Regions from separate parts of the Homo sapiens genome. Here region 2 is linked to region 1. Evidence: read pairs that join two places in POLR2A ChIA-PET (ENCODE). Cell type or tissue: Panc1. All regions are shown on one strand. Each heading gives the region's core, and the rest is flanking DNA. Links, peaks and the distances in the headings are about the cores only. Region 1 holds the start of LOC124901709 (a long non-coding RNA gene). Region 2 overlaps ZAN (zonadhesin).

Region 1 (11,017 bases), core at 2,412-10,411:
TCTCGAACTCCTAACCTGAAGTGATCCGCCCGCCTTGGCCTCCCAAAGTGCTGGGATTACAGGTGTGAGCCACCACGCTAGGCCTCCCCTTCTATCTCTAGAACCCCTAAGCCTGCATGTAGTTCTCCCGAGTCTTCCTTCCTCACCCATTCAGTGAATGCTCAAAGCCTCAAAGAACAATCTATCGCCCTGCTGTTCCCTTCTTAACACCACACCTCCCCACACCGAGTCATTCTCCACCCCCACCAATGTCCACAGCCCAGAGACGAAGGTCAAGGGGACAGTCCAGTCCTCATGAAAAGCCTGGCTTTCCTCCCTCTGACGCAGCTGCTGTTCCGTCTTTCCTGAGACGGCCTTGCTCCTGACCTAATCTCCTCCCTCCTTTCTGCCAGCCTCTCCTAGTTTCCTAGCCTCTCCTAGCCCCATCTCTGGTTTGTTCTGCTTCCACCCGTGGGCAGGTCTCAAAGTTCCACCTCCCTCTTCTCTGTACCTATTAAATTATCATTGCCTGGGCACCGCCCCAGTAAAATCAGAATCTCTAGGGGGTGATCTCAGATGCTCACATCTTTTATTTTTAGAGACAGGGTCTCACTGTCACCCAGGCTGGAGTGCAGTGGTGCAATCACAGCTCACTGCAACCCAAACCCCAGAGGTCAAGTGATCTTCCCGCCTTAGCCTCCTGAGTAGTTGGGAGTGCAGGCACGTGCCACCATACCCAGCTGATTTTCAGATGCTCACATCTTTTTAAGGCCTCCATCATTCACTCACAGAGCTCATCTGTGCCCCTGATGTCAACCAGGACCTCTGTGGGGACAGATGCCAAATCTCCCCACCCAGTGACCCACTGGAATCCTGCCCTCCAGCCATCTGGACCTCCCCACTGGGTTTGGGAGCACCTGGACATATCAGTACCGATCTCTTCCCAAACCTGGGCGTTGGGCCCACACTCATGTGGCCCATGGCTTTCTGCAGGTGTCAAGCTGTCACCCTCAAAGGGGAGTGAGCATGGGGTGAGCACAGGCTTTGAAGGTAGACTACCTGGCCTCCAATTTCGGCTCTTCCACTTACTAACTATATGATTTCAGGTAAGTTTCTTAGCCTCTCCTAGCCCCAGTTTCTGGATATAATACTAGCAACCTCAGCGCTGGGGGAAGCAAATGAAATAAATCCTCTAGCATGTGGTAACCTTCTACTATGGTAACTGCAGCTGGGCACAGTGGCTCATGCCTGTAATCCCAGCACTTTCAGAGGCTGAGGCGGGTGGATCATCTGAGGTCAGGAGTTTGAGACCAGCCTGGCCAACATGGCAAAACCCTGTCTCTACTACAAATACAAAAAATTTAGCCAGGTATGCTGATGTGTCCCTGTAATCCCATCTAGTCAGGAGGCTGAGGCACAAGAATAGCCTGAACCCAAGAGGCGGACGTTGCAGTGAGCCAAGATCGTGCCACTGCCCTCCAGCCTGGGTGACAGAGCAAGACTCTGTCTCAGAAAACAAAACCAAACAAACAAACAAACAAACAGGCCGGGCACAGTGGCTGATGCCTGTAATCCCAGCACTTTGGGAGGCCAAGGTGGGTAGATCACGAGGTCAAGAGATCAAGACCATCCTGGCCAACATGGCGAAACCCCGTCTCTACTAAAAATACAAAAATTAGCTGGGTGTGGTGGCACATGCCTGTTGTCCCAGCTACTCAGAAGGCTGAGGCAGGAGAATAGCTTTAACCCGGGAGGCGGAGGTTGCAGCGAGCCGAGATCGTGCCACTGCACTCCAGTCTGGTGACAGAGCGAGACTCCGTCTCAAAAAACAAACAAAAACAAATGGCAACTGCTATTTTATTATTCTTCTATTCTAAGACAACTATTATTATTATTCTCCTCCTCTTCCCTCAACATCAAATCTGTCAATTTCTCCTTCTAAACACCTGACATCGGTCCAGTCCCCACCTATGAGCATTTGCTCCCACCTGCCACTCTCAAGACATTTGCAATCTGACCAAAATCACTCCTAAAAACTCTACTTTGTTGTCCAGCATGGTGGCTCCTGCCTGTAATCCCAGCACTTTGGGAGGCCAAGGTAGGAGGATTACTTGAGCTCAGGAGTTTGAGACCAGCTTGGGCAATGTATGGAAACCCTCATCTCTACAAAAATAAAAATAAAAAATTAGTCGGGTGTGGTGGTGTGCACCTATAGTCCCAGCTACTCAGGAGGCCAAGGTGGGAGGATCACTTGAGCCCAGGAGTTCAATACCAGTCTGGGCAACACAGTGAGACCTCATTTCAAAAACAAAAACTCCCAGCCGGGCGCAGTAGCTCACGCCTGTAATCCTAGCACTTTGGGAGGCTGAGGTGAGCAGATCACTTGATGTCAGGAGTTCAAGACCAGCCTGGCCAACATGATGAAACCCCTTCTCTACCAAAAAAAAAAAAAAAAAAAAAAATTAGGCATGGTTGTGCGCGCCTGTAGTCCCAGCTACTCGGGAGGCAGAAGTGGGAGAATCACTTGAACCCGACAGGCAGAGGTTACAGTGAGCCGGGATCGCGCCACTGCACTCCAGTCTGGGTGACATTAAGACACTGTCTCCAAAAAATAAAGAAAGAAAAATAAATAAAAATAAAAACTCCCCTTTGCTCACATCACCTCTCTGCTCAAAAACCTCTCTAATTTCCTTGATGCTAAGACCCTTAACATCCAAACTTCTAATCCTGGTGTTCGAGGCTCCCCACAGTTGATCGATAACACCACATTTGGTGGTCCCCTCCCCTCTGCCTCTTCATGGGGCCCCTGTTCTGGCTCTGCTGGTCCACACCCCGCTTCCAAGTAAAACCAGACTGATTTCACTGCCACACCCGAATTCTGGTCTCTCCACCCTGAAATGTCCTCTTTACTTTGCATCAATCCACATCCTGCCTGTTCTTCAAGATCCAAGTCACAGTCTAAAGCCAAGGTCAGCAAACTTTTTCTGTGAAATGCCAGATAGTAAATATTTTAGATTTTGCAGGCCATGCTGCTTTTATTGCAGCTACTTAACGTTGCTGCTATTACACAAAAGTAGCCATAGAGAGCGTGAAAACCAATAAGCATGGCTGTTTCAATAAAACTTTATTTACAAAAACAGGGAGCAGAGGCTCACGCCTGTAATCCCAGCACCTTGGGAAGCTGAGGTGGGAGAGTCGCTTGAGCCCAGGATTTTGAGACAAGCCTGGACAATATAGTGAGATCCCATCTCTACAAAAAATTTTAAAAATTAGCGGAGTGTGGTAGTGTGTCCTTGTAGTCCCAGCTACTCAGGAGGCTGAGGTGAGGTGAGAGGATTGCTTGAGCCCGGGAGGTGGAGGTTGCCGTGAGCCCAGATCATGCTACTGCACTCCAGCCTGGGCAACAGAGTGAGACCGTCTCAGAAAAAAAAAAAACAAAAAAACAAGCGGCAGTTTGAATTTGGCCAATGGGCAGTAGTTCACCAACCCCTGGTCTAGAGCCATAAAATTCACTGGGTCTGGCCCAATCCTGTATTGCAGGCTCTGAAGTCCTGAGTCCTTCCCTCTCCATCCCTGAGCCTGAGTCATGCATCTTTTTCTTTTTCTTTTTCTTTTTTTTTTTTTTTTTGAGATGGATTTTCGCTCTTGTTGCCCAGGCTGGAGTGCAATGGCGTGCTCTCGGCTCACTGCAACCTCCATCTCCCAGGCTCAAGTGATTCTCCTGCCTCAGCCTCCTGAGTAGCTGGGATTACAGGCGTGTGCCACCATGCCCAGCTAATTTTGTATTTTTAGTAGAGACGGGGTTTCTCCATGTTGGTCAGGCTGGTCTCGAACTCCTGACCCCAGGTGATCCGCCCACCTCAGCCTCCCAAAGTGCTGAGATTACAGGCGTAAGCCACCGTGCCTGGCCTAAGTCATGCATCTTACACGCAGGTCCCTTTTATCCCTGGTGGGGACAGGGGTATGGCAACTTTGAAAGGTGGGTGTTTTTGTCTTCTGCATGCTGACACAGCTGAGGTTAAACCAAGATCTGTGAATGAGAATGAACCATACCCAACCTATTGCCTCACCCCAGGGTCACCCCTGTTCCAGTAGAGGAGGCAAAGGTTAAAGAAGAATGAATGGAGAAAGAGATATAAGAAGGAGAGGAGAAGGCCAGGTTCAGTAGCTCACGCCTGTAACCCCAGCAATTTGGGAGGCCGAGGCAGGAGGATCACTTGAGGCCAGGAGTTTGAGACCAGCCTGGGCAACATGGTAAAACCCTGTCTCTACAAAAAATAGAAAAATTTAGCCGGGCGTCATGGCACGTGCCTGTACTCCCAGCTACTAGGGAGGCTGAGGTGGGAGGATCACTTGAGCCCAGGAGTTGGAGGTTGCAGTGAGCAGAGATGGTGCCACTGCACTCTAGTCTGGGCAAGGGAGAACGAGCAAGAGCAATAGGTTTGTAAATGGCCAAGGGGGACAGGCAGAGGGCACAAGCAGGAAAATGCAAGGAGGAGAGATAACATGAGCCTCCAAGGGGTAGCCATGCTGGCTCTGAAAACCGTGAGTGTGTGTGCACAAGTGGCTCTGTGTACACTGCAGTTCCCAGCTCACCCCACACTCATTGAGGATGATCCTGTTTACTATTTTGCCCTGCAGACCTTTCCCCATGGCCACAGTCCCTACTCACCCATTTCTTGACATCAAAGGGTTGAGGGGTTGAGTTCTTGGAGTAAGAAAATGGAAGGAAGTGGAGGAGTTGGAACTGGAGGTGGGGTGTGGGCTGCAAAGGATTCAAAGCTAAGCAGAAGGGATTGGTGAGGGAATAAGCTCTTGTTTAACTTTCACGTGACACCTCCTCCAGGCAGCCTTTCTGGATTTCACCCATTTCATTATCAGAAGGAAAACAGCTCTCTTACTCTGAATATCTTTAGCCTTCTGCACTTCCCAGCCTGTAACCTCGTATTGTGGACCAGTGTGGACATGCTTTTTCTTTCCAGAAGGGTCGAGGAGGCAGTGGGAGCTATAGGAGGGGAGTCAGCGGGGAGGGGTGGGGGAGGGTGGATTGTCCCAGTTCTGCCAGGCGTAAACCAGGCGACTGTGGCCAAGAGGCTGGCCCTCCCTGTCCATTTCATCACTTTGATCGCTCGGGTCCTCCAGCCTGACCGATCTATGAGCACTGCGTGTCCAGGACTGGGAAGAGAGCATCCAGAGGACCGGGACTGTGTAGGCGGGGAGAGAGAGGAGCGCGCAGACGGGGCCAGGTCCAGGAGGTGGAGCCCCAGGGGAGGGGCGGGACACTGGGGGCGGGGCGAGGAGGGCGGGGCCTCACCCGCATTATGCGCACGTTGTACATGCGTGTCAGTCGCTCGTCTCTCTCCTCCGAGCTGTAGATCTCCTGCCGCAGCTTTTCCGCCGCCCGGATGTAGTCCCCCCGCGCCGAGTACACCCACTGCAGGGTCAGCCCGCGGGCCTGGGGTGGGGAGGCGCGGGCTGGGGCTGGCGGCAGGGGCCAGGACCCCCGCCTAGCATGGGGACAAGGACCCCCGCCTAGCATGGGGAAGGGGGCTGGGACCCCTGGCCGCAGGAGGGAGGAGGTAGACGAGGACAGAGTGCTGGAGGCAGGATGAAGGGAGTGGGGAGAAGATCCTGCACCTGCCAGGTTGGGCGATGGCACATGCTGGGGGCTGGGAGACTGGAGGCAGGGGGTTAATGGGCTGGATTGCCAGAGAGGACCTAGACCCCAGGGAATGCAGAGAGAAGGGGCTGGACCCCCTGGCCTGGGCAGTGCCTCCCACTCCCAGAGACCAAGAGCGGGGTGGGCCTCTTGAACCTTGAGGTCCCCAGAGAACTCGTTGAGGTTCCCGATGTGCCTGAGGACGACGTCCCCGTAGCGGCCGAAGTCGAGGGGCAGCAGGCGATCGTGGCTGAGCCGGATGAGGAGCTGCCCTGCGAGCTGGGCCACGGCCTGGGCCACGGCGGGCAGGCGGCCTTGCAGCACCTTATGCAGGTTCTCATAAGTGTCCTCCTTTGTGTGCAGGAATGGGTAGGCCTGGTCGTCCTGCCAGGACAGGGTGGACGCTGGGGCGGAGGCAGACAGGCTGAAGGACTAGCGCTGTGTCTGGGGCAGGGGGAGGACGTCTCACCTCCATAAAGGAGAACTCGACGGCAGGGACTCCCACAAAGGCCGTGAAGGAATAGGCACTGCTGTCCATGGGTAGGGGCCGGATCCTGGGGGCAGGTGGGTTGGAGCGATCTGTGGGTTCAGGCTCCCCCACATCCCTCCCCAGCTCTCCCTACCCCCCCAACTTACACCTCAGCATCCCAGCTGGGATTGGTGAACACCACCTGTTCATAGAGAGTCTGCCCACTGTGGTTGGGAGAATCCACCTGGGGGTTGGGGAAGGGCACTGATCAGGCTCTGCTCCTCCCCGCAACCTACTCCCCTTCACCCCCTATTCCTGGGGTGCTCTTGCCTGCTTCAGGACACTCTCAATGAGACTTGTCAGAAGGGGGCTGGTCTTGGCATGAAACTTGTCATCCCCTGGAAAAAGGGGAGGGGAGGGATGCCAGGCTCAGGGCTCAGCCCCAGAGGCAAGGGTGGACCCCAGGGGGCCAGGTGGTGGCACTGCCCCAGCTCACCCAGCACTGCGTTGTCCAGGCTCACGTACACTACGGCTTTGAGGTGCAGCACGCTGAGGTAGCCCTGTGGGTGGGTGACCAGTGTGGAGTGGGAACCCCCCACCCCCACCTCTCCCCAATGCCTAACGACCTGCCCGGGACCCCGTATCACCTCTAGCCACTCCGTGGAGCCCACGCTTCCAAAGTCACCACCGTCCCAGCTGATGAAGAGGAGACTTCTGCGGGGCCGGAAGCCTGGGGACAGAGGGGAAGGAGGACAGGCTTAGCAGGGGCCAAGCAAAGACCCTCCCCTTGTCTTCTTCTGTCCTGGTCCCCCAGGGTCTCTGTTTCTCTGTCTCTCTCTCTGAGACAGGATCTCACTCTCTCGCCCAGGCTGGAGTGCAGTGGTGCAATCATGGCTCAATGTAGCCTTGACCTCTCAGGTTCAAGTCATCCTCTTGCCTCAGCCTCCCAAGTAGCTGGGATTACAGGCATGCACCACTAAGTCCAGCCAATTTTTAAAAAACTTTTGTAGAGATGCAGTCTCCCTATGTTGCCCAGGCTGGTTTTGAATTCCTGGTCTCCAGCGATTCTCCTGTGTTGGCCTCCCAAAGTGCTGGGATTACAGGCATGAGCCATCACGTCCAGCCCAACATGCTTAATCTTGACACAGACCCATGGACTATGATTATCATTCATGTCACTTTTTTTCTTTTCTTTTCTTTCTTTTTTTTAGAAGGAGGCTCATTCTGTTGCCCAGGCTGGAGTGCAGTGGTGCGATCTCGGCTTACTGCAAACTCCGCCTCCCAGGTTCAAGCGATTCTCCTGCCTCAGCCTCCCTAGTAGCTGGGATTACAGGCGCCCTCCACCACGCCTGGCTAATTTTTGTATTTTTAGTAGAGGGTTTCACCATGTTGGCTAGGCTGGTCTCAAACTCCTGACCTCAGGTGATCCATCTGCCTCGGCCTCCCAAAGTGCTGGGACTACAGGCGTGAGCTACCGCACCCGGCCTCACTTTCATTTTTAGGTGACGAAATAGAGGTGAAGTGACTGGCCCAGGGCCACTCAGGTACAATGTGGATGCCGAGGTCCAAGTGACCACTGGCCAGTCTGTGTCCCTCACTGCCTCTCTGCCCTATCCTCCTCGGGCCACAGGCCCACCGCTGCCTAGCCCAGGCCCAGGCCCTGGCCCTGACCTTACCGTTGCTCACCATGGAGGAAAAGGTCCGCACCAGCTCCAGGAGTATAGCCGTCCCCACAGCGGATTTAGCTGCTCCTGGGCCCCATGCATCCCTCTGGGCCCCGATGACAACGTAGTGATCTGGGGAGGGGATGTTTGGGACCCACTTCTGACACTGCACCCTGCACCCTGGGGGCATCCTCCATCTGCCTGTGTCTCTCAGCCCATCACAATTCCGGCAACCCTAGCCCTGCAGTCCCTCCAGTCCCTAAAGAGGGCGCCCCTCCCCACTTGGCCCTTCCTGGATGGTGTGCTCCTTCAGCTGGGTGCCTGAGGTCATTCTGGACTTACAAGGTTTCTGTCACCCAGGCTGGAGTGTGCAGTGGTGTGATCATAGCTCACTGCAGCTTCAAACTCCCTGGCTCAAGCCATCCTCCTGCCTGAGCCTCCCAAGTAGCTGGGACCACAGATGTGTGCCACCATGCTCGGCTAATTTCTTTTACTTACTTACTTATTTATTTATTTAATTTATTTTTTGGAGTCTCGCTCTGTTGCCCAGGCTGGAGTGCAGTGGCACGATCTTGGCTCACGGCAAGCTCCACCTCCCGGGTTCACGCCATTCTCCTGCCTCAGCCTCCTGAGTAGCTGGGAGTACAGGCGCCTGCCACCATGCCCAGCTAATTTTTTTGTATTTTTAGTAGACAGGGTTTCACCATGTTAGCCAGGATGGTCTCGATCTCCTGACCTCATGATCCGCCCACCTCGGCCTTCCAAAGTGCTGGGATTACAGGCGTGAGCCACCGCACCCAGCCAATTTCTCTTATTTTTAAATTTTTTGTGAAGTCTTGGCTTTGTTGCCCCATCTGTCAATTACTTATTTTAATTCTCCACTGCCATCCACATCTAGCTATGCTTGAAAGGGCCATCTATGCTTCTATCTAATCTGATCTGATCTTTCTTTCATGCTTGAGTCTTCCTTCCTTCCTTCCTTCCTTCCTTCCTTTCTCTCTCTCTCTTTCTTTCTTTTTTTCTTTCTCTTTCTCTCTTTCTTTCTTTCTCTTTTTTTTCTTTTTCTTGAGACAAAGTCTTGCTCTGTTGCCCAGGCTGGAGTGCAATGGCACAATCTCGGCTCACAGCAGCCTCCACCTCCTGGGTTCAAGTGATTCTCCTGTCCGAGCCTCCGGAATAGCTGGAATTACAGATGCATGCCACCGGGCCCAGCTAATGTTTGTATTTTTAGTAGAGACGGGGTTTCACCATGTTAGCCAAGCTGGTCTCAAACTCCTGACCTCAAGTGATCCACCTGCCTGGGCCTCCCAAAGTGCTGGGATTACAGGCGTGAGCCACCACACCCGGCCCATGCTTGAGTTTCTATTACAACATCATCCAACTTAGGCTTACTCACTTCCAGTGCTGGGGAGCTCACTACTGGGCAACAACCCCCATTCCATCACTAGACAGGCTGGAAGGTGAGGTCTGTTCACTGCTGCCACCATCAGACCCAGTTCAGCCTCAACTTGCCAGCTTCCCTCCTCTGGGCACCACTCCTGTCCCCTCTTGGGGCCTCCTGCACCAGCCCCCTATCTTGCCAGGGTGTATGGGCAGAAATTCCCCCAGCCCACCACCAGCTGTGAGTGATACTGGACACACAGCATACCTGGCTCTGAGCGGCCTTCGATGCAGCCGAAGATGTTGTTGATGGGGGTGGAGGTCCTGTGATTGTTGACCACTAGCCGCAGTCGTGGCCCGGGGCCCAGGTGATAAGGGGAGCCTAGGAGGCTCCCCTGCCATTCTTGGGGGGCCACAGGGCCTTTGAGCTTCCTGGAGAGGAGGAAGGCAGAAAGGGGGAAGTTGTAGAGAGACCCAGAAGAGTCCAAATCACTCTTTTCCTTATTTCTTTCCCTCCCACCCTTTCTGGCTCCAGATCGCTGCCTCTGGACGCTGCCTGGGTAGGGCAGTGCAGTCAGGGCTGCCTTGGATGGTTCTCAGCTGAGGTAGGTGTGCAATCCAGTGGGAACTTTAGTTGCCAGACAGTAGACCCTGGAGAAAGGCTGTGTCCATCCAGAAGAGTCACTTTTTTTTTTTTTTTTTTTTTTTTTAAAGAGTCAGGGTCCCGGCCAGGCATGGTGGCTCACACCTGTAATCCCAGCATTTTGGGAGGCCGAGATGGGCGGATCACTAGGTCAGGAGTTCGAGACCAGTCTGGCCAACATGGTGAAACCCTCTACTAAAAATACAAAAATTAGCCGGGCGTGGTGGGGGGGCACCTGTAATCCTAGATACTCTGGAGTCTGAGGCAGAAGAATCACTTGAACCCGGGAGGTGGAGGTTGCAGTGAGCCAAGATTGCACCACTGCACTCCAGCCTGGAAGACAGAGCAAGACTCCATCTCAAAAAAAAAAAAAGGTCAGGGTCTCTCTGTCTCCCAGGCTGGAGTGCAGTGGTGTAGTCATGGCTCACTGCAGGCTTAAACAAGAGTCACCTTTTTCTAGTTCACCCACAATCACCCTGTGGCCTCGCTGCAGCCTTCCTCTCTCTGCTTCCTCCTCTTCTGGTCCCCAACACTCCCCTCACCTCAGCAGGCGGGAGGCAATGTCTGCACTGATGGGCTGGGCTGGGATGCTGGGAAGGCCTGATGATGCAACTGGAGGGAACTGGGTTTGATTGAAGGAAGGGAAGCCAGGTGTGTAGGGGTCTCCAGTTCCCAGGTGCACCTGCAGGGAAAGGGGTGCCCACGCAAAGCTGCGAGCTGGGCTTCCAGGAAAAACGAAAAACATGCCAGCCCTATTCTGAGCAAGAAGGTGTGGCCTCGGGACCTGGGAACAGCACGACCAGCCTCCCCAGACTCACATGTCCATACACTGCCTGCTGGCTGGACAGGCTTGGCTTGGGTGGGTCCTGGGAGAAGTCCGCTGGCTCTGGGTATATGAGCACTCCTTGAGCCCCGAAGTCCTGAGCATTGGTCACCTGGGGAGGAAGGTGACTAGAGGACTCCTCCCAGAAAAAAACCCGATTCATAAGGGCAGGAGAAACCAGGAAATGGCAAGGCCTTTGCTTGCAACTGTCCATCCCACGGAGAGGATGTGGGGGCACTACCTGGCCTGTGTCTTCCCAACCTCAGCAGCTCCTAGGCAGCCCTCAAACCCCACCGGGCTCCAGGGTACCCCATGTTTCTGTTCCCTTCCCCATCTGATTTCCCCCAACACCCAATTTGTTCCCAGCCAACATTTTCTTTTTTCCTTCTGATTCAATTCC
Region 2 (15,996 bases), core at 1,396-9,395, 110 kb after region 1:
GATAAACCAGGGTCAGCTGAGGGTGGCTGTAAGGAATATGGAAGGACAGAGCTGGAGGGGGCGAGCAGGCTAACTACAAAAGATCTGGAGAGAGGCCAGGCACGGTGGCTCACGCCTGTAATCCCAGCACTTTGGGAGGCTGAGGTGGGCAGATCACGAGGTCAGGAGATCGAGACCATCCTGGCCAACATGGTGAAACCTCGTCTCTACTAAAAATACAAAAAATTAGCCAGGCGTGGTGGTGTGCACCTGTAGTCCCAGCTACCCAGGAGGCTGAGGCAGGAGAATCGCTTGAACCTGGGAGGCGGAGTTTGCAGTGAGCTGAGATCATGCCATTGCACTCCAGCCTGGATGACAGAGCGAGACTCCGTCTCAAAAAAAAAAAAACAAAAAAAAAGACCTTGAGAGGAAGGGGGAAACCCGGTGGGATGGAAATGGGTTGACCTTGACTGCTGAACAGGAATTAAGGGGCGGGTTCTGGGAGCGGGACAGGGCTACAATGTGAGAAGGGACGGAGGAGGTGCAGAGCTGGAAGACAGATCTAAGCCTAGGAGAGAAGGATTGAGGGGTCAGGCCCTCAGGAAACGGACAAGACCCAGGGTGGACCCAGCTGATGAGAGAGACTTAAGTACGAGGCAGCAAAGAAATGACGGATGACAGGCCAAGCGCGGCGGCTCACCCCTGTAATCCCAGCACTTTGGGAGGCCGAGGCGGGCGGATCACCTGAGGTCAGGTGTTGAGACCAGCCTGACCAACATGGTGAAACCCTGTCTCTACTAAAAATATAAAATTAGCCAGGCATGGTGGTGCATGCCTGTAATCCCAGCTACTTGGGAGGCTGAGGCAGGAGAGTCACTTGAACCCGGGAGGCGGAGACTGCAGTGAGCGGAAATTGCACCATTGCACTCCAGCCTGGGCAACAAGAGCAAAACTCCATCTCAAAAGAAAAAAAAAAAGAAATGATGGATGTCTTGGTGTCCTGCAGTGTGTTTGGGAGAATTTGAACAAGTAGAACTTCAACAACAACAAAAAACAGAGGGCTGAGCACAGTGGCTCCCACCGGTAATCCCAGCACTTTGGGAGGCCAAAGTGGGAGGATTGCATAAGGCCAGGAGGTCATGACCAGCCTGTGCAACATAGAAAGACCCCATCTCTATAAAAAATAAAAATAAATTAGCTGGGCGTGGTGGCATGCTCCTGTAGTCCCAGCTACTGGGGAGGTTGAGGTGGGAGGATTGCTGGAGCCCAGAGGTTTGAGGCTGCAGTGAGCTGTGATTGTATCACTGCACTCTAGCCTGGGTGCCGGAAAAAAAAAAAAAGAAAAGAAAAAAAGAAAAAAAGTCAAGTCAGACACATTCACTGCATAAACACTGATCATCCTTACGTGACCACTCAGAAAGCTCACAGTCACTGAATCTTATAATTCTTGATAATGACACGAGTTGCATTTTTGCTTTCTTCAAACGACCCCCAAGGAAAGAGAAGCCTCCGGACCAGAAGCTGGTTGTTCGCAGCTCTAGGGACAACTGTGAGTTGGAAACCAGGAGTGCTAAGATTTCTCCTCCCTCCTCCGAACCCACATTCTGCCACCAGAATGCCAGTTCCTGAGTTCCTAGCAGGAGCAGCCACCTCCAGTCCCCTCCGGGCATCAGCCAGGACTACAAAATGTGTCCTGCCAGGCCAAGTCCAGCCCTCCAACCTCAGTTCATGACCCCGGACCTTGTCATTCTGTCCACTCTCCCAGCCCCGAATTTCTCCTAAAAGATTCTCTCTTTCAAATCTCTGCTCTGGGCCGGGTGCTGTGGCTCACACCTGTCATCCCAACACTTAGGGAGGCCAAGGTGGGAGGATGGCTTGAGGCCAGGAGTTTGAGAGCAGCCTGGGCAACATAGTAAGACTCCATCTCCACAAAAAACAGACGAGCAATTTCTGCTCTGGACCCCAAGGCTTTGCAACAGCTTTCTTTTTCTTTTCTTTGAGACGGAGTCTCCCTCTGTCCCTCAGGCTGGAGTGCAGTGGCGCGATCTTGGCTCACTGCAAAGTCCGCCTCCTGGGTTCAAGCGATTCTCTTGCCTCAGCCTCCCCAGTAGCTGGGACTACAGGTGTGCGCCACCACACCCGGCTGATTTCATGGCAGCTTTCTCTAAGTGTAGCAATCTTGCTACTTCCCTCTCCCTGTGTGGCTCTGGGCCCTGCCCCTGCCCTCTCTGAAACCTCACTGTGACCCATTCTTCCTAGATGTCCTCACCCAGTGTGATTTTGAGGATGACGCCAAACCCCTCTGTGACTGGTCCCAAGTGTCCGCAGACGATGAAGACTGGGTTCGAGCCAGTGGGCCCTCTCCCACCGGCTCCACCGGGGCCCCCGGGGGGTACCCTAACGGAGGTGAGGGGCTATGGTTTCCAGGGGACCATGAGCAGGGAGGTGGCTGGGAGGCGGGAGTGGCTAGATGGAGAGAGAAGGGAGGCAGCCAGACCTGGATGCCTGGGCTCTGAGAAGGGGATGGGTGGGGGCAGCCCTCAGAGGTGGCTGGGCCTCAGTGTCTTGGGCTCTGCCTCCCCCAGAGGGCAGCTATCTGCATATGGAATCGAACAGCTTCCACCGTGGGGGAGTGGCCCGCCTGCTCAGCCCCGACCTATGGGAGCAAGGCCCCCTCTGTGTGCACTTTGCCCACCACATGTTCGGGCTGTCTTGGGGCGCCCAGCTCAGGCTGCTGCTGCTCTCGGGTGAAGAGGGCCGCCGCCCCGATGTGCTCTGGAAACACTGGAACACCCAGAGACCCTCCTGGATGCTCACCACCGTCACTGTGCCCGCAGGGTTCACCCTGCCCACCCGGGTAAGGCCGGGGACAAATTGTGGGACCTCGGGGGGGAGTCTGGGTGTTGGAGAGCCTGAGGGTGGGGGTGTGGCAAAAAGGGATTGTGGGGGCCAAGCCATCTGAATTCAGGAAGAAAACTAGGAGCCAGGAGGCCTGGCTGAGGGGCTCATGGGGTTGGGGTCCCCTTATCCTCTTGCAGCTGATGTTTGAGGGAACACGGGGTAGCACTGCCTACCTGGACATCGCCCTGGATGCCCTCTCTATCCGCCGGGGCTCCTGTAATCGCGGTGAGTCCCTGTCCCTCCTCCCGCCTGCCCTCGGACCCTTTTCTCTCCGTCCTTGCACAACAAGAAGAGGATCCAGGGCGGGCGCGGTGGCTCATGCCTGTAATCCCAGCACTTTGGGAGGCCGAGGCGGGCGGATCACGAGGTCAAGAGATAGAGACCTTTCTGGTTAACACGGTGAAGCCCCGTCTCTACTAAAAATACAAAAAATTAGCCGGGCGCGGTGGCGGGCGCCTGTAGTCCCAGCTACTTGGGAGGCTGAGGCAGGAGAATGGCATGAACCTGGGAGGTGGAGCTTGCAGTGAGCCGAGATCGTGCCACTGCACTCCAGCCTTGGCGATGGAGTGAGACTCCGTCTCAAAAAAAAAAAAAGAAGAATGAGAAAGGAGATGAGGAGCTGGCTGTATTGGGTCTGCCAGGTAGAGCTATTAGGGCTTTGACTCTGGAAGCAGCCGTGCCTAAAGAGAGGTCTCGGCCCAGCACAGTGGCTCAGGCCTGTAATCCCAGCACCTTGGGAGGCCAAGGTGGGAGGATGGTGTGAGGCCAGGAGTTTGAGATCAGCCTGGGCAACATAAGGAGACCCCCATCTCTACAAAAGAATTTATTTATTTATTTATTTATTTATTTGAGACGGAATTTCACTCTTGTCACCCAGGCTGGAGTGTAGTGGCACGATCTCGGCTCACTGCAACTTCTGCCTCTTGGGTTCAAATGATTCTCCTGCCTCAGTCTCCCAAGTAGCTGGGATTACAGGTGCCCACCACCATGCCTGGCTAATTTTTGTATGTTTAGTAGAGCCGGGGTTTCATTGTGTTGGCAAGGCTGTTCTAGAACTCCTGACCTCAGGTGATCCACTCACCTCAGCCTCCCAAAATGCTGGGATTACAGGAGTTAAGTCACCGTGCCAAGAACTTTTTAAAAATTAGCTCGGCATGGTGGCGCACACCTGTAGTCCTAGCTACTTGAGAGGTTGAGGTGGGAGGACCGCTTGAGTCCAGGAGTTCGAGGCCGCAGTGAGCTATGATCACACCACTGTACTCTAGCCTGGGTGACAGAGACCCTGTCTCTAAAAAAGAAGAAAACATTATATCTTCCCTTCTTTCTTTCCTCTCAGTCTGTATGATGCAAACATGCAGCTTTGACATTCCAAATGACCTCTGTGACTGGACCTGGATCCCAACTGCCTCCGGGGCCAAGTGGACTCAGAAGAAAGGGTCATCAGGAAAGCCAGGCGTGGGGCCTGATGGCGACTTCTCTAGCCCTGGTAGTGAGTAGCGGCCATGCTTCTGTCCCTTGACTTTCTGGGCACCAAGCACCCTACGATAATTGCCCTGGGACGGTCTGTCATGAACACCTACAGCTTCAAGCCTCTTACCAGCTCAAGTTTCACGCAAGAAGCTGATTTCAAGCACCCAGCCAGCCTCCCCCACCACCGCCCTACAAGCTCTACCTGGCAGACCCAATACAGCCAGCTCCTCATCTCCTTTCTGTGGCTCTTCTTCTTCTTCTTTCTCTTCCTCTTCTTCTTCTCCCTCTCCCTCTCCCTCTCCCTCTCCCTCTCCCTCTCCCTCTCCCTCTCCCTCTCCCTCTCCCTCTCCCTCTCCCTCTCCCTCTCCCTCTCCCTCTCCCTCTCCCTCTCCCTCTCCTTCTCCTTCTCCTTCTTCTTTTTCTTTTTTTTTTTTTGAAGCAGAGTCTCGTTCTGTCACCCAGTCTGGAGTGCAGTGGCGTGATCTCTGCTCACTGCAACCTCTGCCTCCTGGGTTTAAGCAATTCTCCTGCCTCAACCTCCCAAGTAGCTGAGACTGCAGGCGTGCACCACCATGCCCGGCTAATTTTTGTATTTTTGGTACAGACAGGGTTTCACCATGTTGGCCAGGCTGGTCTCGAACTCCGGACCTCAAGTGGTCCACCTGCCTCAGCCTCCCAAATGCTGGGATTACAGCGTGAGCCATTGCTTCTGGCCCCTTTCATTCTTCATTCATTCAAGAAATACTGAGCACCTACAATATGCCAGGTGCTGTCCTAGGCACTTAAAATACACCAGTGCAGAAAACAGACAAGGAAGAGTAGGGTGTGGTAGCGGGGGGGCAGTTACCGACACAAAGTAAATATAGTTATAAAGTGAGCGATGCTACTGGGAAAATAAAAAGTCAAACAAGTTTGGAGCCAAGTGCACTGGCTCACGCCTGTAATCCCAGCGCTTTGGGAAGCTGAGACGGGAGGATCACCTCAAGTGATCTGCCCACTTTGGCCTCCCAAAGTGCTGGGATTACAGGCGTGAGCCACTGTGCCCCGCCGTGAGTTATCAATTATTTATTTATTTATTTTGGAGACAGAGTCTCGCCCTGTCTCCCAGGCTGGAGTGCAGTGGCTCTATCTCGGCTCACTGCAAGCTCCGCTGCCCAGGTTCAATTGATTCTCCTACCTCAGCCTCCTAAGTAACTGGGACTACAGGTGTACACCACCACGCCCAGCTAATTTTTGTGTTTTTAGTAGAGACGGGGTTTCACCACGTTGGCCAGGCTGGTCTTGAACTGCTGACCTCAGGTGATCCGGCCACCTCGGCCTCCCAAAGTGCTGGGATTATAGGCGTTGAGCCACTGTGCCTGGGCGAGTTACCGATTTTAAATAGGCTGGTCAGAGTAGGTCACATTCAGGACACATTTGAGCACGAACTTGAAAAAGGTGAGGTAGTAGCAGAGGACATTCCAGGCTGAGGGGCCAGCTGTGCAAAGGTCCTGAGGTAGCAGTGGGGCTGTCGGGGAAGGAGGGGATCAAGGCACAGCAAAGAGCCATGTGGCCAGCATGAAGAGGGTGACCTGAGATCCACAGGAGCGGCAGATCACATAGAGCCTTGAAGGCCATTGTCAGGACTGTGGCTTTCCTATTCTGTGTGAATGGGGAGCCTTTGCAGGATTTTGAGCAGTGACTTGATCTGACTTATTTATTTTTTTTTTTTTAATTTATTTTTTTATTGATAATTCTTGGGTGTTTCTCACAGAGGGGGATTTGGCAGGGTCATGGGACAATAGTGGAGGGAAGGTCAGCAGATAAACAAGTGAACAAAGGTCTCTGGTTTTCCTAGGCAGAGGACCCTGCGGCCTTCCGCAGTGTTTGTGTCCCTGATTACTTGAGATTAGGGATTGGTGATGACTCTTAACGAGCATGCTGCCTTCAAGCATCTGTTTAACAAAGCACATCTTGCACCGCCCTTAATCCATTTAACCCTGAGTGGACACAGCACATGTTTCAGAGAGCACAGGGTTGGGGGTAAGGTCACAGATCAACAGGATCCCAAGGCAGAGGAATTTTTCTTAGTGCAGAACAAAATGAAAAGTCTCCCATGTCTACTTCTTTCTACACAGACACGGCAACCATCCGATTTCTCAATCTTTTCCCCACCTTTCCCGCCTTTCTATTCCACAAAGCCGCCATTGTCATCCTGGCCCGTTCTCAATGAGCTGTTGGGCACACCTCCCAGACGGGGTGGTGGCCGGGCAGAGGGGCTCCTCACTTCCCAGTAGGGGCGGCCGGGCAGAGGCGCCCCTCACCTCCTGGGCGGGGCGGCTGGCCGGGCGGGGGGCTGACCCCCCCCACCTCCCTCCCGGATGGGGCGGCTGGCCGGTCGGGGGGCTGACCCCCCACCTCCCTCCCGGACGGGGCGGCTGGCCAGGCAGAGGGGCTCCTCACTTCCCAGTAGGGGCGGCCGGGCAGAGGCGCCCCTCACCTCCCGGACGGGGCGGCTGGCCGGGCAGGGGGGCTGACCCCCCCACCTCCCTCCCGGACGGGGCGGCTGGCCGGGCGGGGGGCTGACCCCCCCACCTCCCTCGCGGACGGGGCAGCTGGCCGGGCAGAGGGGCTCCTCACTTCCCAGTAGGGGCGGCCGGGCAGAGGCGCCCCTCACCTCCCGGACGGGGCGGCTGGCCGGGCAGGGGGGCTGACCCCCCCCACCTCCCTCCCGGACGGGGCGGCTGGCCGGGCAGGGGGGCTGACCCCCCCCACCTCCCTCCCGGACGGGGCGGCTGGCCGGGCGGGGGGCTGACCCCCCCACCTCCCTCGCGGACGGGGCGGCTGGCCGGGCAGAGGGGCTCCTCACTTCCCAGTAGGGGTGGCCGGGCAGAGGCGCCCCTCACCTCCCGGATGGGGCGGCTGGCCGGGCAGGGGGGCTGACCCCCCCCACCTCCCTCCCGGACGGGGCGGCTGGCCGGGCGGGGGGCCGACACCCCCACCTCCCTCCCGGACGGGGCGGCTGGCCGGGCGGGGGGCCGACCCCCCCACCTCCCTCCCGGACGGGGCGGCTGGCCGGGCAGAGGGGCTCCTCTCTTCCCAGTAGGGGCGGCCGGGCAGAGGCGCCCCTCACCTCCCAGACGGGGCGGCTGGCCGGGCGGAGGGCTGACCCCCCCACCTCCCTCCCGGACGGGGCGGCTGGCCGGGCAGAGGGGCTCCTCACTTCCCAGTAGGGGCGGCCGGGCAGAGGCGCCCCTCACCTCCCGGACCGGGCGGCTGGCCGGGCGGGGGGCTGACCCCCCCACCTCCCTCCCGGATGGCACGGCTGGCCGGGCGGGGGGCTGACCCCCCACCTCCCTCCCGGATGGGGCGGCTGGCCGGGCGGGGGGCTGACCCCCCCTCACCTCCCTCCCGGACGGGGTGGCTGCCGGGCGGAGATGCTCCTCACTTCCCAGATGGGGTGGCTGCTGGGCGGAGAGGCTCCTCACTTCTCAGACGGGGCAGCTGCCGGGCGGAGGGGCTCCTCACTTCTCAGACGGGGTGGTTGCCAGGCAGAGGGTCTCCTCACTTCTCAGACGGGGCGGCCGGGCAGAGACGCTCCTCACCTCCCAGACGGGGTCTCGGCCGGGCAGAAGCGCTCCTCACATCCCAGATGGGGCGGTGGGGCAGAGGTGCTCCCCACATCTCAGACGATGGGCGGCCGGGCAGAGACGCTCCTCACTTCCTAGATGTGATGGCGGCTGGGAAGAGGCGCTCCTCACTTCCTAGATGGGATGGCGGCCGGGCGGAGACGCTCCTCACTTCCCAGACTGGGCGGCCGGGCAGAGGGGCTCCTCACATCCCAGACGATGGGCGGCCAGGCAGAGACACTCCTCACTTCCCAGACGGGGTGGCGGCCGGGCAGAGGCTGCAATCTCGGCACTTTGGGAGGCCAAGGCAGGCGGCTGGGAGGTGGAGGTTGTAGTGAGCCGAGATCACGCCACTGCACTCCAGCCTGGGCACCATTGAGCACTGAGTGAACGAGACTCCGTCTGCAATCCCGGCACCTCGGGAGGCCGAGGTTGGCGGATCACTCGCGGTTAGGGGCTGGAGACCCGCCCGGCCAACACAGCGAAACCCCGTCTCCACCAAAACCAGTCAGGCGTGGCGGCGCGTGCCTGCAATCGCAGGCACTCGGCAGGCTGAGGCAGGAGAATCAGGCAGGGAGGTTGCAGTGAGCCGAGATGGCAGCAGTACAGTCCAGCTTCGGCTCCGCATGAGAGGGAGACCGTGGGGAGAGGGAGACGGAGACGGAGACGAGGGAGAGGGAGGGGGAGGGGGACGGGGACGATCTGACTTATTTTTTAAGGATTTTTTTTGTGTTGAGAATCCACTGAGGAGAACAGGCAAGGGTCGATGCAGAGAGGCTGTTTAGGAGGCTTTTGCAAAAATCCAGGCGACACTCTTTCTTTTTCTTTCTTTTTTTTTTTTTGAGACAGAATCTTGCTGTTGCCAGGCTGGAGTGCAATGGCACGATCTCAGCTCACTGCAACCTCTGCCTTCCGGGTTCAAGCGATTCTCCTGCCTCAGCCTCCCGAGTAGCTGGGATTACAGGTGTGCGTCACCATGCCCAGTTAATTTTTTGTATTTTTAGTAGAGATGGGGTTTCACCATGTTGGTCAGGGTGGTCTCGATCTTCTGACCTCGTGATCCACCCACTTGGCCTCCCAAAATGCTGGGATTACAAGCGTAAGCCACCATGCCTGGCTGATATTCTTTCTTTCTATGCACCCAAGTCTATCCCTAGCTTCTTTCCACCACCTCCCTGTGCACTCAGCTGAGCTTCTTTCTCTTTCTACTGTTGACTTCTTCCTTTTCTCTCTCACACAACATTCACTTTCTCTCTTAATCTTCTCACACAGCCCACATTTCAACCCCTCACTGAGCCAAGCACTGTAGGTCAAGCATAGAGGGTTCTGCTCCCTAATTTCCTGAGTTTATAATTCTTATTTTTGAATTTAAAAAAATGTTTTTAAAAACTAGGCCAGGTGCAGTAGCTCATGCCTGTAATCCCAGCACTTTGGGAGGCCGAGGTGGGCAGATCACTTGAGGCCACGAGTTCAAGACCAGCCTGGAACATATAGTGAGATCTTGTCTCTACAAAAAATACAAAAATTAGCCCAGTGTGGTGGCACACACCTGTAGTCCCAGATACTCGGGAGGCTGACGTGGGAGGACTGATTGAGCCTGGGAGGTGGAGGTGGCAGTGAGCTGTGATCGCACTACTGCACTCCAGCCTGGGCGACAGAGTGAGATTGTGTCTCAAAATAAATAAATAAATAAAAATAGAGATGGGGTCTTGCTACATTGCCCAGGCTGGTCTCAAACTCTGGGCCTCAAGCCATCTTCCTGCTTCGGCCTCCCAAAGTGCTTGAAGTACAGGTGTGAGCTGCCACGCCCAGCCTATATCTCTTTGTTCTTCTTTTCCCTTAATACTTATCCTTTCTCAATCCATTTCCTCCCTTCCACTTTACCATTTCCACACTTTATTTTATTTTCTTTATTTGTAAAGATGGGGTCTTGCTATGTTGCCCAGGCTGGTCTCGGACTCCTGGCCTCAAGTGATCCTCCTGCCTCTGCCGTATTTTCTTTTCTGTTTTTCCCCATCTTTTCCTCTCTCCACTCCATCAGTGTCCACTTGGACTCCTGCACTCCTGTCTCTGATCTTTCCTGCTGCCTAAACTTTGTTTTCTAGAAGGGCCCTGGCCAGGCGTGGTGGCTCATGCCTGTAATCCCAGCACTTTGGGAGGCGGAGGCAGGTGGATCACCAGAGGTCAGGAGTCCGAGACCAGCCTGGCCAACATAGCGAAACCCGTCTCTACTAAAAATACAAAAAATTAGCTGGGCTTGGTGGTGTGCACCTGTAATCCCAACACTCGGGAGGCTGAGGCAGGAGAATTGTTTGAACCTGGGAGGCGGAGGTTGCAGTGAGCCGAGATAGCGCCACTGCACTCCAGCCTGGGCAACAGAGTGAGACTCCATCTCAATAAAAATAAATAAATAAATACGTACATAAATAAATAAGGCCTTAAGAAGCCCTGGCCCCACCTTCACTGAAAGCCGACCAGCCCTCTCTGCAACCCCTCAGCATTTAGCACCGTGTACCGCGCCCAGCAGCTTCAGTAAATGCTGGTTGGCTTTTTATTTTTCCTTTCTTTCCCTTTCCTTTTCCATCTTGCTCGCTTCCTTATATTTTCTTCACCTTTCACTTCTTTTTCTCCCATTTCTCCTCTTCTGTTTCTCATAGGTCTCCTTGGTTTTTTTTTTGTTGTTGTTGTTTGTTTGTTTTTTGAGACAGTCTCGCTCTGTCGCCCAGGCTGGAGTGCGGTGACGCGATCTCAGCTCACTGCAACCTCCGCCTCCCGGGTTTAAGCGATTCTCCTGCCTCAGCCTCCCGAGTAGCTGGGATTACAGATGCCCGCCACCACGCCCGGCTAATTTTTGTACTTTTAGTAGAGACGGGATTTCGCCATGTTGGCCAAGCTGGTCTAGAACCCCTGACCTCAGGTGATCCGCCCGCCTCGGTCTCCCAAAGTGCTGGGATTACAGGCGTGAGCCACCGCGCCAGCCCGTGTCCTTGATTTCTCTTTCATCATTTTCCCACTTCCTTTCCTTTCCCTTCCCTCTTCCTTCCCGGTTGTTTCCTTTCTTCTCCTTCCTCCCGCCCATTCCCGCCATTCCAGCCTCTTCGCCGCCGCTCAGGATCCCACCTTCGGCAGGAGTGAGCGCGCGCCAGGCAAGACTCCCTTGGACTCGGGCGTGAGCACGCACGCGAGCGCGCTCCCCACGAGTGGCAGCCGCTTACATTTTCTTTTTCGCTACCAGTTGCGTCACCTAGCGAGGTCCACGCTGATTGGCTGTCTGAGCTGGGGGCCGAGGTGGTGTTGGGTGAGAGGGGGTTTGCCTCTTGCTCCTCTGTGTCAGAGCCGCTGTATCTCTCGCCAGTTTGCGTGAATAGGTTATGTCCAGCGGGTAAAGAAAAGGAAGAGGCAATCGGGTGTAGTGGCTCAAGCCTGTAATCCCAGCACTTTGGGAGGCCAAGGCGGGAGGATTGCTTGAGGCCAGGAGTTCAAGACCAGCCTGGGCAACATCGTGAGACCGCCCATCTCTTAAAAAAAAAAAAATTAGCTGGGCGGACTCCAGGTCCGCACCTGGAGTCCCAGCTACTCAGGAGGCTGTGGCAAAAGGATTGCTTGAGCCTAGGAGTTTGAGACCTGTGCCACTGCACTTTAGCCTGGGCAACAGAACCATACCTTGTCTCAAAAAAGAAAAAGGAAAAAAGAAAAGGAACAGGCTATGACTCTAGTGGACCTTAAGAGTTAGCACCCAGGCCAGATGTGATGGCTCATGTCTGTAATCCCAGCACTTTGGGAAGCCAAGGTGCGTGGATCATTTGAACCTAGGAGTTCAAGACCAGCCTGGGCAATGTGGTGAAACCCTATCTTTTCAAAAAAAAATGCAAAAATTAGCAGGGCGTGGTGGCGCACACCTGTAGTCCCAGCTACTTAAGGAGGCTGAGGCGGGAGGATCACCTGAGCCCGGGGAGGTTGAGTCTGCAGTGAACCATGAGAGCCATGATTGCGCCACTGCACTCCAGACTGGGCGACAGAGTGAGACTGTCTCAAAAACAAAAACAAAACAACAACAACAAAGAGTTAGCACCCAAAGGTCAAAGTTCTAGTTGCTGCTTTGGAGAAGGTGTCCGCCGCTTCCCATGGCAGCGCCGGGTCCTTACCCAGCCCAAGCATTTCTAGGAAAAGTTGAAGACCTCAGTCAGTTGGGATAGGACCACCTCAGTGCTGCCTGATTCTAGGCTGCTGTTGGGGATCCCCAGAGACAAGTCCACAGCCTCCTCAGGGCCCTATCTCTGCTGCCATCTTCCCTCAATTCCATCCACCCCAGTTCCCTGGCCTTTTGCTTCACAGGTGGCTGCTACATGCTCCTGGACCCCAAGAATGCAAGACCTGGGCAGAAAGCTGTCCTCCTGAGCCCCGTGAGCCTGTCCTCTGGCTGTCTGAGCTTTTCCTTCCACTACATCCTCCGGGGCCAGTCTCCTGGTGCAGCCCTCCACATTTATGCTTCAGTCTTGGGTTAGAGCGGAGAATTAATGGGATTTACACTGATCTGGGCGCATCTCCCAGGGTTGGCTTGATGGGGAAACATGGGGCATCCCTCAGGGTCTAGGGAGGTCTGGAATATGTGCGAGACTATTCCATGAAGTGGAAATCATGGCTGGGAGGGCACTTTGGGAGGCCGAGGCAGGCGGATCACGAGGTCAGGAGATCGAGACCATCCTGGCTAACATGGTGAAACCCCGTCCATACTAAAAATACAAAAATTAGCTGCCTGTAGTCCCAGCTACACGGGAGGCTGAGGCAGGAGAATCGCTTGAACCCGGGAGGCGGAGGTTGCAGTGAGCCGAGATCGCGCCACTGCACTCCGGCCTGGTGACAGAGCAAGACTCCCTCTCAAATAAAAAAGAAAGTTGTGCTGGCCTGGCACAGTGGCTTATGCTTGTAATCCTAGCACGTTGGGAGGGTGAGGCTGGTGGATCACCTGAGGTCAGGAGTTCGAGACCAGCCTGGCCAACATAGAGAAACCTTGTCTCTACTAAAAATACAAAAATTAGCCAGGTGTGGTGGCACACGCCTGTAATCTCAGCTACTCAAGAGGCTGAGGCAGGAGAATCGCTTGAACCTGGGAGACAGAAGTTGCAGTGAGCCAAGATAGTGCCACTGCACTCCAGCCTGGGCAACAGAGCAATACTCCATCTCAAAAAAAAATAATGAATAAATAAAATAAAAAAGAAGATTGTGCTTTCATTTGGTGGTAATCGTCCCCAGCTATGCCCTCTGCTCCTCATCCTCCTAGGTATAGTTCAAAGTCGTTTCCCAGTCCCCTTAAGCTCACTTCTCCTTCCAATTCCTTTCACTGCAGGGAGTATCCGGAAACACACTCTCTTCTCAGGACAACCTGGGCCCAACTGGCAGGCTGTTTCTGTCAATTACACAGCCGTGGGACGGATACAGGTACAGAGAAGCAAGGGGTCAGGTCCTTGCACATGGTAGGCACACCCAATGTTGAAATAAATTGAGGGGCCTGGTGCTGTGGCTCATGCCTGTATTCCCAATACTTTGGGAGGCTGAGGAGGGAGGATCGCTTCAGGACAGGAGTTCAAGACCAGCCTGGGCAACATAGAAAGACCCCATCTCTACAAAAAAATACAAAAATTAGGCGGGCACAGTGATGTGTGCCTGTAGTCCCAGCTACTAGGGAGCCTGAGGTGGGAGGATCACTTGAGCCCTGGAGGTCAAGGCTGCAGTGAGCTATGATCACACCACTGTACTCCAGCCTGGGCAATAGAGCAAGACTCTGAAAAAAAAAAAAAAAGAAAGAAAGAACTGAATTGAGGGTCTGGGCACAGGGAGTAGGGATTCTGGGTCCTGGAATGGAGTCGAGTTAGATCAGGGGCTTGGGGGTGTGGGCTGTGTGCTCACTCCTGCTCCATCTCCCTTTCTCTCCAGTTTGCCGTGGTAGGCGTTTTTGGAAAGACCCCAGAGCCAGCTGTGGCAGTTGATGCAACCAGCATTGCTCCTTGTGGGGGTGAGAGCAGGCCCTGAGAGGCCCGGATCTCTCAGAATCCGGGGTGGGCTGGGGGAGGGCTGGAGAGCGTCACTCAACTTGCTCAAATATCCTATTTTGATCCCCCAGAGGGTTTTCCTCAGTGTGACTTTGAAGACAACGCCCATCCCTTCTGTGACTGGGTCCAGACTTCCGGGGATGGTGGACACTGGGCCCTCGGACATAAAAATGGACCCGTCCATGGCATGGGCCCTGCGGGAGGTTTCCCTAATGCAGGTGAGGAGATTGAGGAGCGCTCACGCCAAGAAATCACTCAGTCTGCTCCCAGGTAGCAGGCTGGCTGCTGTGACTGATGGGAGACGTTGTTTCAGGCAGTGGGAAGATCAGTCCACAGGTGTTTTTTCGGAAGTTTCCATGGTACTGGAATTGTGGAGATAGCAGAGTAACTTAAAGATTCTCAGGGCTGGGGGGTCACTGAAATCCTGAGAAAACCCAGGCATCTCACTTCATGGAGCCCAAAGCTTCAAAACCCACCACCTCATTTTCAGTCTAGACGTTTATGAGTGGCTCATGCCTGCAATTCCAGCACTTTGAGAGGCCGAGACGGGAAGATTGCTTGAGCCCAGGAGTCTGAGCTCAGCCTGGGCAACATAGTGAGAACCCCATCTCTAGAAAAAAAAATTTTTTTTTAATTAGCTAGATGTGGTGGTGTGTGCTTGTGGTCCCACCTACTTGCGAGGCTGATGTGGGAGGATCGCTTCAGCTCAGAAGTCAAGGCTGCAGTGAGCTATGATTGAACCAGTGCACTCCAGCCTGGGCAACAGAGCAAGACCTTGTCTCTAAAAATTAAAAATAAAAAAATAGGCCAGGCATGGTGGCTCACGCCTTTAATTCCAGCACTTTGGGAGGCCGAGGCAGGTGGATCACTTGAGGTCAGGAGTTCGAGACCAGCTGGGCAACATAGTGAAACCCTGACTCCACTAAAAAAAATGTAAAAATTAGCCGGGAGTGGTGGCGTGCACCTGTAGTCCCAGCTACTCAGGAGGCTGAGGCAGGAGAACTGCCTGACCCCAGGAGGTGGAGACTGCAGTGAGCTGAGATCGCACCACTGCACTCCATCCGGGGCAACAGAGTAAGATTCTGTCTTAAAAATATATAAAAAGAGGCTGGGCGCAGTGGCTCACACCTGTAATCCCAGCACTTTGGGAGGCCAAGGAGGGCGGATCACAAGGTCAGGAGATCGAGACCATCCTGGCTAACACGGTGAAACCCCGTCCCTACTAAAAACACAAAAAATTAGCCAGGCATGGTGGTGGGCGCCTGTAGTCCCAGCTACTCGGGAGGCTGAGGCAGGAGAATGGCGTGAGCCCGGGAGGCAGAGCTTGCAGTGAGCCGAGATCACGCCATTGTACTCCAGCCTGGGTGACAGAGTGAGACTCCGTCTCAAAAAAAAAAAAATATATATATATATATATATATATACACACACACACATATATATACACACATATATATATACACACACACACATATATATATATAAAGAAATAATTTTTTAAAAAGACAATAATGAGGGTGGGGTGCAGTGGCTCACACCTGTAATCCCAATGCTTTGGGAGGCTGAGACGGGTGGATCACTTGAGGCCGAAAGTTCAAGACTAGCCTGGCCAACATGGTGAAACCCCACCTCTACTAAAAACACAAAAATTAGCCAGACATGGTGGTACACACCTGTAATCCCAGCTACTTGGGAGGCTGAGGCAGGACAATCGCTTGAACCTGGGAGGTGGAGGTTGTAGTGAGCTGAGATCGTGTCACTGCACTCCAGCCTGGGCAACAGAGCGAGACTCCATCTCAAAAAAACAACACACACACACACACACACACACACACACACACACACACGACATTAATGAATGTAATCTAGGTTGCTGGTTTGTTATTCCCTTTTTTTCTTTTTTGAGATGGAGTCTTGCTCTGTTGCCAGGCTGGAGTGCAGTGACGTGATCTTGGCTCACTGCAACCTCCACCTCCGGAGTTCAAGCA

The links. Peaks named below come from ENCODE experiments on the same cell type or tissue, not always from the same donor. Only the 100,000 strongest peaks of a DNase experiment are listed, where the experiment ranks them.
Region 2: POLR2A ChIA-PET joins it to region 1 with 8 read pairs; 6 of 35 experiments call an interaction of 5 or more read pairs at or near these places.

The regions. Positions count from the first base shown.
Region 1 is chr7:100,621,470-100,632,486 of GRCh38, forward strand. TFR2 (transferrin receptor 2) reads right to left here. Exons shown (of 18, transcript NM_003227.4): 7 at 10,613-10,729; 8 at 10,337-10,476; 9 at 9,420-9,583; 10 at 7,784-7,903; 11 at 6,755-6,837; 12 at 6,604-6,667; 13 at 6,438-6,505; 14 at 6,275-6,351; 15 at 6,108-6,192; 16 at 5,795-6,022; 17 at 5,294-5,434. LOC124901709 (a long non-coding RNA gene) reads left to right here and starts at 653. Exons shown (of 3, transcript XR_007060454.1): 1 at 653-1,085; 2 at 9,687-9,756. It overlaps LOC124901710 (a long non-coding RNA gene), which reads right to left and starts at 5,281. Exons shown (of 2, transcript XR_007060455.1): 1 at 4,881-5,281; 2 at 3,085-4,761. RefSeq lists enhancers at 4,964-5,728, 5,137-5,431, 5,729-6,491 and silencers at 5,227-5,366, 5,427-5,486. In Panc1, for the core only: no CTCF peak of the experiment used is centred there; no DNase peak of the experiment used is centred there; H3K4me3 peaks cover 742 bases.
Region 2 is chr7:100,734,245-100,750,240 of GRCh38, forward strand. ZAN (zonadhesin) reads left to right here. Exons shown (of 48, transcript NM_003386.3): 3 at 1,476-1,528; 4 at 2,239-2,385; 5 at 2,565-2,836; 6 at 3,018-3,105; 7 at 4,217-4,369; 8 at 12,294-12,458; 9 at 13,306-13,397; 10 at 13,893-13,971; 11 at 14,080-14,226. Among named protein-coding and RNA genes, the nearest start is that of ZAN, 8.6 kb to the left of the region's middle. RefSeq lists an enhancer at 11,032-11,081. In Panc1, for the core only: no CTCF peak of the experiment used is centred there; no DNase peak of the experiment used is centred there.